Linked DNA regions of Homo sapiens: region 1 is linked to region 2. The links are chromatin loops, found by intact Hi-C in ENCODE. Cell type or tissue: IMR-90. All regions are shown on one strand.

Evidence for each region. Peaks named below come from ENCODE experiments on the same cell type or tissue, not always from the same donor. Only the 100,000 strongest peaks of a DNase experiment are listed, where the experiment ranks them.
Region 1: a loop joins it to region 2, with 10 times the contacts of the local background. A loop is called at or near these places in 29 of 110 quality-filtered maps.

Annotation. Positions count from the first base shown.
Region 1 is chr3:149,935,804-149,938,303 of GRCh38, forward strand. All of the region lies in intron 8 of RNF13 (ring finger protein 13), which reads left to right. Among named protein-coding and RNA genes, the nearest start is that of PFN2, 34 kb to the right of the region's middle. In IMR-90, a CTCF peak has its summit at 1,111 (motif pointing right); a DNase peak (open chromatin) is centred at 1,128.
Region 2 is chr3:150,220,435-150,222,934 of GRCh38, forward strand. No RefSeq gene overlaps it. Among named protein-coding and RNA genes, the nearest start is that of LINC01213, 17 kb to the right of the region's middle. In IMR-90, a CTCF peak has its summit at 1,007 (motif pointing left); no DNase peak of the experiment used is centred here; H3K4me3 peaks cover 175 bases; H3K27ac peaks cover 216 bases.

The sequences.
Region 1 (2,500 bases), 280 kb before region 2:
ATTAGAGTATTCTAAATTTGTCTGTATATTTTTACCAATAACTTTTATAACTTCAGATATTTTCTTGTTGCATGTTAGTGTCCTTTTGTTCCAGATTGAAGAACTACCTTTGACATTTTTTATAAGATGAATTCCTTCAGCTTTCGTTTGTCTTCAGAAGTCATTATCTCTCATTTATGGTTGAAGGATAGCTTTGCTGGGGACACTGTTCTCAGTTGGCAGTTTTTTTTTTTCCTTTAGCTTTTTAATATGTCATCCCACTCCATTCAGGCATGTATGGTTTCTACTAGATGTCCATTAACAGATGAATTAGAGCTCTTTATATGTTATGCTTCTTTTTTTTCTGCTTTTATGCTCCTCTTTTTGTTTTTGACCTTTGAGAATTTGATTATTGTATGCCTTGGGATAGTCTTACTGGAGTTTAATCTGTTTGGTAATCTTTGACCTTCCTATGCCTGGATATTTATCTTTCTATAGATCTGGAAAGTTTTCTGTTATTATTTCTTTGAATAAGCTCTGTACCCCTTGCTCTTTCTTAACTATGTCTTGAAGGCCAATGACTCTTAAATTTGCTCTTTTTAGGCTATTTTCTAGATCTTATATGTGTTCTTCCTTTTTACTCTCCTATGTCTCCTCTCTTTATATATTTTCAAATTGTCTTTGAGCTCACTGATTCTTTCTTCTGCTTGATTAGTTCTGTCAAAACCCTCTCATGCATTTTCAGTTCAGCCAATGTATTTCACAGTTCCAAGATTTCTATTTTTTTAATTTTTTAATCTGTTTGTTAAATTTTTCTGGTAAGTTTCTAAAGTGTTTTACTCTGCTATCTTGGAGTTCCCCAGGTTTCTCCAAAATTGCTATTTTGAATTCTTGATCAGAGAACTTACACATCTTCATCTCAGGTTGGTAGGGTGTCACTGGCTCCTTGCTTTGTAAATTTGGGAAGGTCGTGGTTCCCTGTTTGATGTTGTTTCTTACAGATGTACATTTATGTCTTCATATTGATTTGTTATTTATTCTAGTTTTTGCTATCTGCCTTTGCTTGGTCTTTCAGGTGTCGTTTGTTGCATTCTCTTAGACTTAGATCACTGCCTTCTTTTCAGCACTAGATGGCACCCTAAGCCCAGGTTTGCCTGGCTTTCACAAACGTTCGGCGCACTGACCATCTTGGGTTAGGGGATGTTCCAAAGGGGATTCCCTGGCTGGGGTTGGTGGGGAAGGGAATTAGCTAGGAGTTTGTGCGCAGAGGACCCGTGGAATGTGCCTCCTACTGCTGCTGATCCACTGTCCCTCTGATTTGGCATCTCCTTTGGCTGAGATGAAGAGCAGCCCCAAGTTTCCTTTGCTGGAGTTGCTAGCCCTACTTCCACGTTTGTCCATAGCTGTCTTCAGATTTTCTCCCAACAGGCACTAGCAATGCTTCCTGTGGGTTGAGGCAGGAACAGCTTTCCTGCATAGTAACCCTAGACGGTAGGGAAACTGGCTGTCTACCTTAGTCTCAGTTTCTCCAGGATAGGAACCGTAAGTCTTGGGAGACTTTTTTATCCAGTGCCTAATAACTTAAGGGAGGGGCATCATGGATAGAGAAGTCGAGGGGCATCATGGATAGAAAAGTCCATTCTCTCTTAATTTTTCACTTTTTTGTGACACCAAGGATTGTCACAGCCTCAGTTTTGAGTTCTGGAATATTGATGGTGATAATGTTGTCACTGTATAGTTGTTTTTCATTTTCTGTACGGGAAAATCAACTCAGATTGCTTCTACTCTGCCATTTTGGTAACATCACTGCATTTTACAAATTTTGATATGTTGTATTTTTATTTTCACTTAGCTCAAAATATTTTAAAATTTCTCTTGAGATTTCTTCTTTGACCTGCTTGTTACTCAGAAGTGTGTTTTTTAATCTTCACATGTTTGGGAATTTGCCAGCTATCTGTATTTATATATTATTATATATTTCTAGTTTAACTCCATTGTGCTCTGCATGGTAATATTGTAAGACTTATTTTTAAAAAATAAAGTATACTTTATGTCCCAGAATGTGGTCTCTCCGTGGATGAATGTTCCATGTGAGCTGGAAAGGAATGTATATTCTATTTCTTGTTGGATGATGAAGTAGTGTGTATATCAATTAAATCCAGTTGACTGGTGCTGCTGTTGAGTTCAACTGTGTCCTTACTGATTTTCTGCCTGCTGGATCTGTACATTTCAGATAGAGGGGTGTTGATGTCTCCAACTATAATAGCAGATTCATCTGTTTCTCCTTGCAGTTCTATCAATTTTTGCCTTATATATTTTGGCACTCTGTTATTAGGTACATACACATTAAATATTGTTATATATATAGTTATGTATATATATAATTTTTTAAAATTTTTTATTTATTTATTTTGAGACAGAGTCTCGCTCTGTTGCCCAGGCTGGAGTGCAGTGGTGCGATCTCAGCTCACTGCAGCCTCTGCCTCCCAGGTTCAAGCAATTCTCCTCCTTCAGCCTCCCA
Region 2 (2,500 bases):
GCTTTGCATCACTCACAGCTAAATTCAAATGAATAAAACACATTTTAATATAGCTAATAACATTTGGAATCCCGAAGAGGCATGACATAAATTGATTTATTATTATTATTATTTTTTTTCCTAAATGGACTCTGGGGGCAAATTTCCTCAGCCAAATGCTTTGGGTTTGCTTATAAGAGTCCTGTTGGTCCCCGTGGTTTGTAGGAAAAGTGTCAATTAGATTTATGAGAACTAAGATGCTTAATTAAAAACATTCTCATTGCTTTATAGCTGTGCCTCCTCAGATACACAAAACAAGTTCTCTCAATAGAGGCTTCCAAGAGGCAACTAAATCAGTTTTACTATTGTTTCTCATGAAGTTCTAACAATGAAGCTTATGGTTCATTAATGGCATCAGTCACTTAAGGGATTATCTTCATAAGGGAGTAAAAATGGTATCTTAATGGTGTCAGCCAAGAGTCATCACAAAACATCGACATTCCCTGCTATTAATTCACTTCTATTCCATTTCAAGCTAAAGGTAGTGTGCTCAACCCTCAGCAGGCCTGCAAAATTCTTAGGAGAAACAGTAAAGAAGGAACAATGGGGGCAGGGCCCCACCGCAAAGGCAAGGCTGGGAATGCGCTGCCTCTTCCCAGAACTCCAGGGAAACGTCAAGATTTTCCTACTTCTTTGCTCGCTCCTTGTTTGTTTTTTCCAGTTTGTTTAAAATATATGTTTATTCATTCTTAATTATGAAAAAAACATATGCTTGTTCCCCCCCAAATCGGAGCAGTGTAAACGAGGAAAGTCCTCCACCCATTTATTTTTTAATATTAAAGTTAATTAAAATTTGGTCTCCCCTCTGTTTTACTCCATATTTCTGGTTTTCCTCATGCTCTCTGTCTGTCCTGCTCCCGAAGCCTCCTGGTTGTGCACTCGGGCTCTCAGCCCAGATTTCTTTTGTGGGTTCAGTTGAGCCCCGGGGTCTCGGCGGCCGGCGGCTCCCCGCGGCACTGGCTCCCTCTTGTGGCTCTCTGCGGTCACTGCACACCCGCTGAACGGCAGTCTCTTCCAGCGGGCCCCGGCCTGGGGAGAACAAATCCGGGGACAGCGAGAGGGACAATCCCAACGCTGCCAGCAGTCAGTAAAGATTCTCCCTCTAACTCAGAAGCCGGCCCCAGGGAGCATTTCGGGTCTCCTCATACATGTTAGGGCTCCTCTGACCCCTGTCGTTCCTTAGGTTTCTCAGGTGTTCCCTTGCGTGAGGATTTTCAAGAAGCATCAAGAGTGCAGCCTTCAGGGTCCAGGGAGCGGGGGCGAGAGGGACGGAGAAAGTGTGTGTGTGTGTGTGTGTGTGTGTGTGTGTGTGTGTGTGAGATGGGAGTGTCTGTGTATGTGTGTGAGAGAGAGAGATGGGGAGAGTGCCTGTGTGTCCGAGAGAGATGGGAGATTGTGTGTGAGAGAGATAGGAGTGTGTGTGTGTGTGAGAGAGAGAGAGATGGGGAGAGTGCGTGTGTGTGAGAGACAGATGGGGAGAGTGCGTGTGTGTGTATGTGTGTGTGAGAAAGAGATGGGGACAGTGTGTGTAAGACAGACACAGAGAGATGGGGAGAGCGTGTGTGTGAGAGAGAGAAAGAGATGGGGAATGTGTGTGTGACAGAGAGATGGGCAGAGTGACTATGTGTGTGAGTGTGTGTGAGAGAGAGAATGTGTGAGACAGTGTGTGTGTGTGTGTAGTGTGTGTGTGTGTGCATCTGTGTTGGTGTGTGTTGTGTGCAAGTGTACTTGGGAAGAAAAACAAGAAAGAAGAGTTGATAGCGGCTGCCTCACGGCTTCCCAAGTCCTCTGGGGGGATTTAAAAATTCATTTGCTTAACAAACAGACATGAAGCATCCAGAATACGCCAGCACTGGCGATGCCAGAATGAACCAGATATGCTCCTGCTACTAAGGTGCTCCTTTTATAATGAATGGAAGGAGAGCGTTTAGAAATGCTGGCCTAGGAAGCAGCGCTGAATGACAGAGTATCAGAAGCTCTGAGAGTGAATTCCTCCACCGCCACCCAGTATGGTGACCTTTGAGCAGGACACTTCACCTTCCTGAGTCCAATTTTCTCATCTGTAAAATGAAGACAAAAATACTCACCCTCATCTGTCTTCACTGGGCTGTTAGGAGGGTCAGCTAGTCTGATACATGTGAAAGTGCTCTGAAAATCACATGCAAATGCAAACTGATGCTGTATTTTCAATATAATTTGAGGGATCCTACCAAAAAAAAACATACCTCAAAATGACTCTCTTACAGCATGTGACTGCAGTTCTCACCCAAAGAGTCACTCGGTGAGGAGTCTTCTTAACTGGGATAAGGCGTTGTTACCTGGAGAGCACAGTGTTAATCCACAGAAGGTAGTTTGCGGATTAAGCCCTCCATAGGCCACTCCTCCTGGGCAGGAGAGTCTCCTAGCTCTCCAGCTGAAACCCTGCTTCCTGAACATTGCGCTTGCCTAACAGCTCCAGCAC